Regions from separate parts of the Mus musculus genome. Here regions 2, 3 and 4 are each linked to region 1. Evidence: chromatin loops called from intact Hi-C (ENCODE). Cell type or tissue: left cerebral cortex. All regions are shown on one strand. Region 1 has its middle 9.8 kb from the start of Gm35218. Region 2 holds the start of Gm41207 (a long non-coding RNA gene). Region 3 has its middle 15 kb from the start of Gm41207. Region 4 holds the start of Fndc3a (fibronectin type III domain containing 3A).

What was found. Peaks named below come from ENCODE experiments on the same cell type or tissue, not always from the same donor. Only the 100,000 strongest peaks of a DNase experiment are listed, where the experiment ranks them.
Region 2: a loop joins it to region 1, with 1.9 times the contacts of the local background. A loop is called at or near these places in 3 of 42 quality-filtered maps.
Region 3: it touches region 1 in a loop (2.4-fold over the local background); 2 of 42 quality-filtered maps call a loop at or near these places.
Region 4: it touches region 1 in a loop (2.4-fold over the local background); 4 of 42 quality-filtered maps call a loop at or near these places.

What each region holds. Positions count from the first base shown.
Region 1 is chr14:72,816,174-72,818,673 of GRCm38, forward strand. No RefSeq gene overlaps it. Among named protein-coding and RNA genes, the nearest start is that of Gm35218, 9.8 kb to the left of the region's middle. In left cerebral cortex, no CTCF peak of the experiment used is centred here; DNase peaks (open chromatin) are centred at 960, 1,479 and 1,788; H3K4me3 peaks cover 436 bases.
Region 2 is chr14:72,867,983-72,870,482 of GRCm38, forward strand. It overlaps Gm41207 (a long non-coding RNA gene), which reads right to left and starts at 1,815. Exons shown (of 3, transcript XR_874817.2): 1 at 1,597-1,815. In left cerebral cortex, no CTCF peak of the experiment used is centred here; a DNase peak (open chromatin) is centred at 1,528; H3K27ac peaks cover 623 bases.
Region 3 is chr14:72,883,798-72,886,297 of GRCm38, forward strand. No RefSeq gene overlaps it. Among named protein-coding and RNA genes, the nearest start is that of Gm41207, 15 kb to the left of the region's middle. In left cerebral cortex, no CTCF peak of the experiment used is centred here; a DNase peak (open chromatin) is centred at 961.
Region 4 is chr14:72,707,941-72,710,440 of GRCm38, forward strand. It overlaps Fndc3a (fibronectin type III domain containing 3A), which reads right to left and starts at 2,063. Exons shown (of 26, transcript NM_207636.2): 1 at 1,778-2,063. In left cerebral cortex, no CTCF peak of the experiment used is centred here; DNase peaks (open chromatin) are centred at 843, 1,511 and 2,098; H3K4me3 peaks cover 2,271 bases; H3K27ac peaks cover 1,087 bases.

The DNA of each region.
Region 1 (2,500 bases):
ATATTTAAAACCACATCTCTCATTAGAGATCACTTTATCAAACTCATACTATCAGTCTTTTTCTTCCCCCTTTAATGTTCTCTGGATTCTTCTTTTAAAATCTAAAGTATTAAAGTGTTCTCTGTACTTCATACGGGATTCTCCAAAACTGAACACAGACTATACTAGCAAAAGCTAAGCGGATGCCTGTGTGGAACACATTTTAAACAACAGCTGCTAAATGGCGACCTGAAACGCCGAGGACACCTAAAGCTAAGTTAACACAAACAGCGAACTATCTCAGGATGCATCCAAGATAGTTATTTTTTTTTTTCTCTCTGTTTGCCCTATTTTGAGAACAATGATTTGTACAGGCAAATGTACTGCAATGAACTTAGAAAATGCTTGAAATCGAATTGCGAGACTGCAGGAAAACAGCCACCAAAGCAGCCTGATTTACCTCCCTAACATTGGTTGTCAGACGCTAACATCCAATTCATATCTGCTTTTTTTGTGGGTGGGGGAGTGCAGAATGTTACACAAATCACTTGCTGTCCATTGTACATGGAAATCCTAGAATCACTGATCACATTTTAATAAAAATAACAAACAGGCATTCTGTTCCTTATATTATTATTTTGTGAGTTTAACCCACACCCCCCAGCATTCAATTGTCTCTACGTACCCCACCAGAACCAACCTTCTGGCTGTAAAATTGAGGTTTCGGCTCTAAATGAGATGGCCGAGGCCGTTGCCATGCCCTGAGACCCCAGCGGCTCTTATATTGGACAGCAACACCGTCTGAACTTTCTCTTACAGCAGTGTGCTTGATTGATAGGCTGTTTTGAGAAGACAATGTCAGCGACCTTACTGTTCTGAGCCAAGCTCAGCTGGTGGCATGGTCTGACAACTTGAATATGTTTTTTAGCTGAAATGAGCAAGTGGCTGCAGTGGTCGCCACAGCAACGGAGTAGCTAGAACCCTCGGGAGCTCTTAGTGGAGGAATAAAGGCAGCTGCAAGGGAGGCTTCAGCCGGGATTAATGGTGACTTCAGGATTAGGAATCCTTTATGTTCTTTCTAGCAAGCATAGGTACAAACTGTGATTGTTCCTCACTACTAAACATTCTGACTTTTTTATGCAATATTTTCCTCTCCCGAATTTCATAAATGCTACATCAGTCTTCGTAACAGCTACCTGTTTAAGGGACGGGGAGAAAGAAGACAAAAACAAAAAGAAGGGGGAAAATTATGGGTTTTATCTAATTTCTGATCACATTTCTAATTTTTTTTTCCTTTATAATTACCCACCAGGAAACGTTTATTTCCGAAGTGAACGAAAGGAAAGTAAGACACCTGGAGGAGGAGGTGAGCAGGGGTGGAAAACACAGAACCCAAGAGAGTTGTTTCCCAGCCACGATCTGAGACTTAACCGTTTGCTTGTTGGTTGCATTGAGGGATCAGTCACATCCTCAACTCTCTTGTTGCCGAGGAGAGGCGACATCACACCTGCTACTTTAGTAAACGTGAATAACTTATACTTGATACACTAGAAATTGTGAGGTTCTTAGAACGGCATGAAAGGGGGCACGCCTGAGAAACAGACAGGAAGACCTAGATTTAGCGTTTTCTTTCTTTACTTAATTTTTTGAGAATTCCTTGCTGGGCGCTCTCATCATGGTCAGCCCCGCCACTCCTCCCACATCCACCCCTCCTTCCCTACCCACCCAACTTTGCATGCTTTCCCTTTCCTTTCCTTGTTTTTAGAAAACATTACTTCCAGGCTGTGCTGCCTACATAGTCTTGGATGTGCAGCCTTCTGCTGGAACAACTTGCCAGATGCACCACTCTTAAAGAGAACAGACTCTACATCCCCCAGCAACTACCAATTGCCAGTAGCTCCTTGGCTAGAGGTGGGACTTTGTACCCCGCTCTCCTTTCTATGCACAGTGTGACCTGGGCTGTGCATGCTGTCACGGCTGTTCTGAGGGCAGATGTAGAGCTGCCCTGTTGTGTTCAGAGGACAGTTTTATTGTACTCATCTGCCACTTCTGGCTTTTACAATATTTTGGCCCCATGAGCCTTGGGAGGTGAGAATGTGACACAAATGTCCCATTTAGGGCCAGATACTTCAGTCTCTTATCCTCTGTCGTTTGGCCCGGTGGATCTCTGTTTTAATCACTGTCTAACACACATAGAAGCTTCTCTGGGGATGAGAACTGAGAGGTGTATTTGTCTATGGGTATGACCATTAGGAGTTAATTTAATACTATATCTATTTAGCAGAATAATAGTAGTTTCTCCCCTGGAGTCTGTGAGCTATCTGGCTACAGGTTCTTAGTCCAACAACAGTGCCAAGGTATTTCATCTTGTGGGTCAGGTCTTAAGTCCAGTCAGAAAGTGTTTGGTTACTCCACTAATGTCCATGCCACTACTGTGTAAGTGTGTATGGCTTTCCTGGGACCTCTAGGTGCCTGGAGTTGTCTCTGGAGCTCTGTGCCCTGCCCAGGTCATGCGGCACCA
Region 2 (2,500 bases), 52 kb after region 1:
GTACGATCACAAAGAGCTAGGATAGAATTTTTGGCTACTCAGAAAATTAAGCAAAATCAAAACATGATCATTATTAATTCTGGGAAAAGTAAACAGAATGAAAAAAATTTTATAACACACTTCACGGTGCAACTATGAATAGTATCTCTGGCCGATAAACACAATTTATCAATCTAAAACCTATTATAAAATTATACAAGCACAGGAAGGGGGTTTTAAAAAAACTGTGGTTGATGCAATACCTAAAATAGTAACCAAAAATACAATTAGGGATAATACTAAGTTAAAGAATTAGCTTCAAGCAACAAGCATATGTGTTTTAAAACAGATATTTTGGGGATTGGGCAAGAAGGGCTGGTGGAGGCTGTTCCTGCTCTCCGCAAGCTCTGTAAAGCTATTTTGCACACCATCAGGTGGTGAATTGGGGTCAAACTAAAACTAACGGAGTGTGGAGTCCCGTGCTTAGGATCCTGGCTCTCCCGCTAAGGCTAAGGCAGGAGGATCAACAGTTCAAGGCTGACCGGCCACATAGTGAGACGCTGGGTCAAAAATAATAGAAGAAAAATTCTCACATGTATGGCATCTTGGGGCAAGTAATTTTACCTCTGTTGACCTCATTTGCAAAATGCAGGGGAGGATAGATTAATTTTTCTGTCCAGATGGCCTCTGACCAATAAACTTACATCGTAAGCCAAATAGTTTCTGCTTTAAAATCAATGCGATCCCAAGAAGTGGAGTCTACTTTTCACCATTGGAAGGGATGACAGGTTCACTTAGTTGAATCCCCAGTTTCCAGGAGGAAACCTAGAGGCATGGAGCAGTTTGTTCTAAGGTACCAACTCCTTACTGAGAACTTCCTATACTGTACCATTGGTCTCTAGATTTTGATTGGTTTATTTTTTAGTTTGTCAGAAAGTGTTTGCGGGGGCGGGGGCGGGGGCGAGGGGTTGCTTATGAATGAAGCAAGCAAATCACACAGGACTCCATACATCTGATTCTTACAATATTATTTCCCATGGTGTAGGTAGATAAACGTCATAGGTGGACTTCTCTCTTCCTCCCTCTTCACCTCTGTCTTGGCAGAACTGTGTGTCTGCCTCTAATTGCAAGCCCAGGTTAAAGTCAAGGTTAATAACATTTCTAACTCAGAAATGAATCGACCAGTGTCGATTTCTGTTGGGTGTCACCAAACCTTGCTGAGGCCATTAGTAATTTTCCAGACTTATCCCTACACTCGGCTCGTGGCTAAATCAATGCTCCAGTTATAACGGAGACACAGAGCCAGTATATGAAGCCGGAGATGGCTGGCAAACAGCATCGCAGGTGACATTCCGCCCAGAGCACGCTCTGCATCCTGTGAGCCACTTCCCTTCCCCCAGTCAATTTGCTGTGCTTGCCTGCCTGCAAATACAAGAGGGAAATCTGAGAGGCCAGTTACTAAGGAGACCAAAAAGGTGCCTTCTGAGTCATTCTCTGTTTGGAGGGAATGTGGGTGTAGTTTCTATGGCGGAAGCCTCGATGGTGATTAATTCATTTTTTTTTGACGTCCATGGCAGGCCGCAAGGGATGAAGAATTAATTTCAAATTAAGCCTTACCCTTTCGACAGCACTCAGAGCTAGCGAGGGAGAAGCTGGGGCGGCCGACTGGCAGGTGACAGAAGAAAGTGACTCACTGAGTCGGTGTATGGAGGCGGGTCAGAGGAGAAGCCTGCTTTCATGGGGAGGATAGGAGACAGGCAGAAATGTCCGGGTCAGTAAACGGCTGCGCCTTGGGGCCAGATAAAAGCACGGGAACAAACCAGTCATCTGACCCAGGAAAAGGAGCTGGAAAGGAATGGGAGCATGAGCCTATCTTGCTTTTGTGCTAAACCCTCCATAACTGCCAATTTCAACCAAGGAACCAACGCTGTTAAAAGAAAAGATGTGGAGGAGAAGATGTCGGGAGACGGGGGTTGGGGGAAGCAGGAAGAGACATTTGACTTAATTCTGACTCCTTCCTGGGGACTGCAGTACCATGGTGGAAACATCATGAGGTTAGACCACATGCTGTGTGCAGTCCCAGGAATGCCATCCAGTAGCTGGGTCTTTAGACCTCTGGGCAGTGCAGGCCTTGCAGGAGAGTTGAAGGGCTCTGCAGAGTTGAAATAGAATCACAAAATCTACCTGAGCTACTCTTCCGGAAGGGAGCGTCTAACTTGGCCAATTAGAATGTTTCAACAACCTCTACAGCTCCTAAGACATCGAATCAATCTCTAGCTTGGGAATAAGAAGGAATGTCTGCCTCAACGGGAAGCTCTCTTAGCTTCTGATTATCCACTGGATTATCGGAGTCACATAGAATTAAGCCAAGCTTCTCACAGAAACTGTTGTTTTCTTCTGATTCTATTCTTTCCCCCATTTGTTGTTCCTCCAGAACACTGTGGGAAATTTAGTTCTAGCCACCCAAATCCCCCATTCTACCCACCCCATTCCCTTTTGTTCTTAAGAAGTGTGACTTGAA
Region 3 (2,500 bases), 68 kb after region 1:
ACATGCAAAGGTATTAGATTTACCATAAAACCTTTGATATATTAAAGCCAGGTTGTTTTCTATTACTGGTAAATAGATCAAGGTGGGGGGAGAAAACCAAACAGATCAGCTAAGTTTTTCCTCTTCGACAGAGGGTGAATCTCCAGGGCAGTAGAATACAATAGACACACATACTGATGTAACAAGTACTGCCAAGAGCTGGTTTCTCTGTACCATTCTGTTCATAAAACATCAGCGTCAATCTCTGGATTCCATGTATTATTTTACCCTTTGATCCCTCACACTCCAACTTTATGTTTGATATCTGTGTCTCCCCTGTCCCTGTATATACATGCATAGTACATACATACATACATACATACATGCATACATACATACCTACATACATGTGTGGAGTCATACAGTTCATCATATGTCATCTACATGCATATGTAACACTATTTTTAATTAATTAATGAGTTTGTGTTAGCATGCAGGGGTGCACAGGTGCCACAGCATGCATGTTAGAGGTCAGAGGTCAGAGGTCAGAGGACATCCCTGAGCAGTTCTTTCTTTCCACCATGATCTAGTTTTTAATGTTAGGTTTCAGGGATTGAACTCAGGTTGTCGGGCTAGCATGGCAAGTGCTTTTCTTTCACCCAGGGCACCATCCCCCACCCCCACCCCCACCCCATCTTTTACATAATACAATTTTTGAAAGAACTATCCAACCCACTTTGATTATGAGGAGTTCTACAGTGAGCTTGTTCTATATTTTCTTAATCCATTTCTCCAGTAATGGGAAGTATGTTGACTTCCATCTCCTCCTACATTAAACTAAATGCTGAAATGAATTTCTCTGTGCTTGTTATCCTTGGATCTGTGGCTACGTCTCCCAGGGTTTGCAGTCAAGAGTGAGTATTGCACGTACTGAATTTCACTGAGATTTGCCAGTAATTCTCCAGAGAAGCTACATGGTCCAAAGATTCCACAGCAATGCATAAGAAAAGCTGTTTTCCTATATGCCTGCCAACACTGGCTACTAACCAACTTGAAAACTACTTGCCAATAGTGTAAACATTTTAATCTCTTTTCAGCTTTCATTTCTGCAGTTGCTAATGAGTTCTAGCATCTTCATATATGTGTTGGTCGCTCTGATGTCTCCCCCGGGCACTGTCTAGTTATCTTACCCATCCATTTTGTATTGGAGACTCAGTTCTTTTCTTATTAAGTAGAAACCATTCCTTGCCACATTAATTTCTTATGGCTTTGAACATGGCAATTTTTTTCTCCTATGCTTTTTATTAGATTTTTTTTCTACAAGATGTTGTTTGCTGAACAGAAATTCTTAATTTTAATATGGTTTAACATATAATTTATGTCTCAGGCTTAATGTTTTCGGGATGTTGCTTGGGGATCTTTCAGGATCCAGAGACAGTCTCTGGTGCTCTTTTATTTATTTGAAGACATCCCGAATGTTTCTTTATGTGCAGGTTGAGTAGAGATCAACTTTGTTATTCTCCATATATGAATAAAATCATAATATTCCAAAGAAAATATCAGGGTTTTGAAACTACCTCACATAGACATTAAATGGATAAAAGAAAAAAAGCAATTCCAGTATAATTGCTTGATAAATCAACTTGAGCAATGGTAGACAGATTTCTACTCTACAAAACTTCCCATGGTTTTTAAGGTCCCAGTATACATATTTATTTAGGAGGGGTCCGTAGCCAAAGTGCCAGTCTCCACTGGTGCATTTTTGTACAACCCTCAACCTAAGAATGTTTATGACCTTTTAAACAAAAGCCATTTTAAAAGATGAAGATCACATAACAGGGACCATATGCCCACAAAACCAAAAAATATTTATTATCTGGCCCTTTATAGAAAAAGTTTTCATAGTTCTAGTCTATATTGCAAAACTCTCCAAAAAATACTGATTCAGGCCCCTCATAAGAGGAAGGTCACATGGGATTAGTGTCCGGCCGCAGCAAGAGGCCCTGGTCTGTGCTCGGTAGACACAGTGTTAACAGAAGGACTGGAGAGGCCCGGCATTAGTAGGATTCAAATGATCTCTTCTTTTGCCCCACCCTTCCATCCAATGTTAACTTAACTGTAAAATAACCTGCCCTTTCTCCTGCACAACCAAGGAGGGAGATGCCTGTCGAAGTGCTCCCACCACATCTTTCCCTCTGTGGCCTTCCTGTTGCCTCTGCCCTCACTTCAGCCCAGCTGTGCCCCTAATTTAAAGCAGTCACTTGGAACTCAAAATTCAACTTTAGTGTTTCCATTGCATCAGAGTTGCTAAAAATAATCTATTGATAAGCCTCCTATTTAAACAGCTGTCTCATTTATTCTTCCCTAATATTCTTTTTTAAAGGGTCTACCTTGTATCATTTCGGTTCTATGTAGTTTTCGAGATACTTTGAAAGACACAGATTAAATAAATATGCAGTTTGTCAATTCCAATAGCCACGATGGAATTGTGGGATAGGGTAATGTGATAAGGTAAAAATGA
Region 4 (2,500 bases), 110 kb before region 1:
GGAAATGATGACACATCACACACACACATACACACACACAAAATCTGTGTTTTCAAATGCACACCATTAATTTGGGAGAAGAAAATTCCCCTTACAATCATGCTTCCCTGAGGCTAGTGTTAATTAAGCATGAGTTTCTTTTTCCTGACCACTGGTGACGAGGATTCAGACAGAAGGGGAAAAGGAAAGAGTTAAGGCAGAGGCATACAGGTGGCCAAAGGGAAGCAGCCTGAGAGAAAAACGTCCCACTTAACCTACAAAGCAAGCCTGGAGAGGATCTATGAAGATAAAACAACACAGAGAAATTTAATATGAAAATGCTAAAATTTTTAAACGTAAAACCTAAACAAGATTTTTCTCCCTATCCCCTTATCTTCTCTCCTCCCTTCAGAGGATGTTATTAGTGGTAAATTACAAGAGGACTAAATTTTTTTAAAAACCCAACGAAAAGCCATGTTTTAAAAGACCTTATCATTGCTTTCCAATAGGCCCAACACCTGTCTCCATGGGTAACTGATCTCATTAGTTGAGAAAAAAAAAATCAATTTAAACAAGAAAATGTTAAGAAGGCAGGGGGGTCATCTCTCTGGAACATTTTTAGGTGACTTAAACAACATTTCCGAGATGACAAGAATTACACACTCCGCAAATACACACAAACTAAATATTTATCTAAACACGGGATATGAGCCAGAAATCTCAATTTGCTTCTGTCTGACATATGGCTCGGTTTTGACTGGCATATGTTTCGTACTGATACTGGCAAAAGCATAGTGATTCAAATATTACAGAAAAGCTTCAACTGCTCTTTCATTCTTACAACTCATCTTAGCCAAGAGGCTGAGAGGCGATGCTTATTTGCTTCTTACAACACGCACAAACTTGGGTTTCAAGAACTGAAACAGACCACAATAGGATGCAGCAACATCATTATGTGGCTCGGTGTTTTTTAAAGTCTACCCGTGAGCACTTCAAGATTATAATACAAAAAGAGGGAAAGCCTTGTCCGCCTGCCACTGTCAGTTAGTAGACGGACAGCCGAGAAGGTGCCCAAAGGAACTTACAGTCTCACTAAAATAAATAATCTCTAGCTCACCATCCTTAGCACCCTCAGCAATCTCTCTCTCTCTCTCCCTCCCTCTCTCTCTCTCTCTCTCTCTCTCTCTCTCTCTCTCTCTCACACACACACACACACACACACACACACGAATACCCCCCAATGCTTTTTATGAAAGGTGATAGTTTAATAAAACTACAATTACCTATCACACACGGTAAAAGCAGCAAGCGCTAGCGATCTGACGTCGAAATTACTCGCTCCTTTTCCTTCACCCAGCGCGTGCCGCCCTTTCCCAGAGTCGTGTCAAAAGTTCACCCACGCAGGCTGCCGAGCTGGGCGAGCACCGCAGCCTCCCTTCCTCCTCGCCACCGACCGAACAGGTGGTTGCCTTACCTGGGGAAGAGGAGCCGCCAGGCACCGGCTGCGGCGGCCGCCCGGGCGGCCAGGCAGGCGGGCGCAGACCCGAAGGGCGTGTTTTCGAGGATTTAACCCTCAGGTGCGCAGGCAGCGCTCCGCTGTCGCCGAGCCCCGGCAGGTGTCGCGCACGTCCCCGCCGCGTCCCGGGTCCGTCACCCCGCGGACGGCGCGGCCTCGCGTGGGGGCGTCGCCCGTCCGCCCGCCCTCCCCGACGGGCTCAGCCCTCCGGCGGCGCGGCCCGCAGCCCCAGCCTAACGGTTTCCCCGACGCGGGCTCCGGCGTCCCCCTGCCGGCTCTCACCTCCGAATCCCGCCGCTCCGAAGCGAAGGAAGGCGGATCCCCCACCCCGGGCGTCTCTCCTGCGAGGCTCCGGCTCGTCCTCTCACTCGCTTGGCGGTGGGCCGGGGCTCCCGCGGCCGCCGCTGCGCTGACTGCTGTGGAGGGGGGTTGTTGGGGAGGGGTGTTTCCCGGCAGTGACGGCGCCGCCGCCTCAGCCCCGCTCTTCGCTCCCTCTCCGCGTAGCTCCCGCTTTCTGTTTCACCCGAGGGACCGCGAATGCCGCCGCCGCCATGATTACTACGGAGCCGGGAGGAGGAGCCCGGAGTCGGCGCGCCCAGTGCGGCTGCGCGAGCCCCGCCGACGGCGCCCCCGGCCGCCTGGACCCGGAGCCCCCGCGCGCGCACACACACACACACACACACACACGAGCTCGAGCGCGCGCACCCGAACCCGCTCGCCCGCCGCCCCGCAAGCCGAGGCTTCCCGGGCCCGCAAGTGTGTGTGGCATGCGAGCTCCGGTGCCGCTCTCCCAGAGCCCGGGAACTGTGCGGATGATTGACGTATCCGGGGCCCCACACGCCATTCCGAATGCAGTTTAGAAAGCGCCCCCCACCCACCGCCCCCAGAGACGAACCGTGTCAGCCCCTCTCGGCAAGCCCCAGAACTTAGGATGCCGGCAGGTGCTTTTAGAGGCAAGCCCCGGACGGGGAAGCGCCCCGAAGTGGGCTCAGACCTTCCCACTCC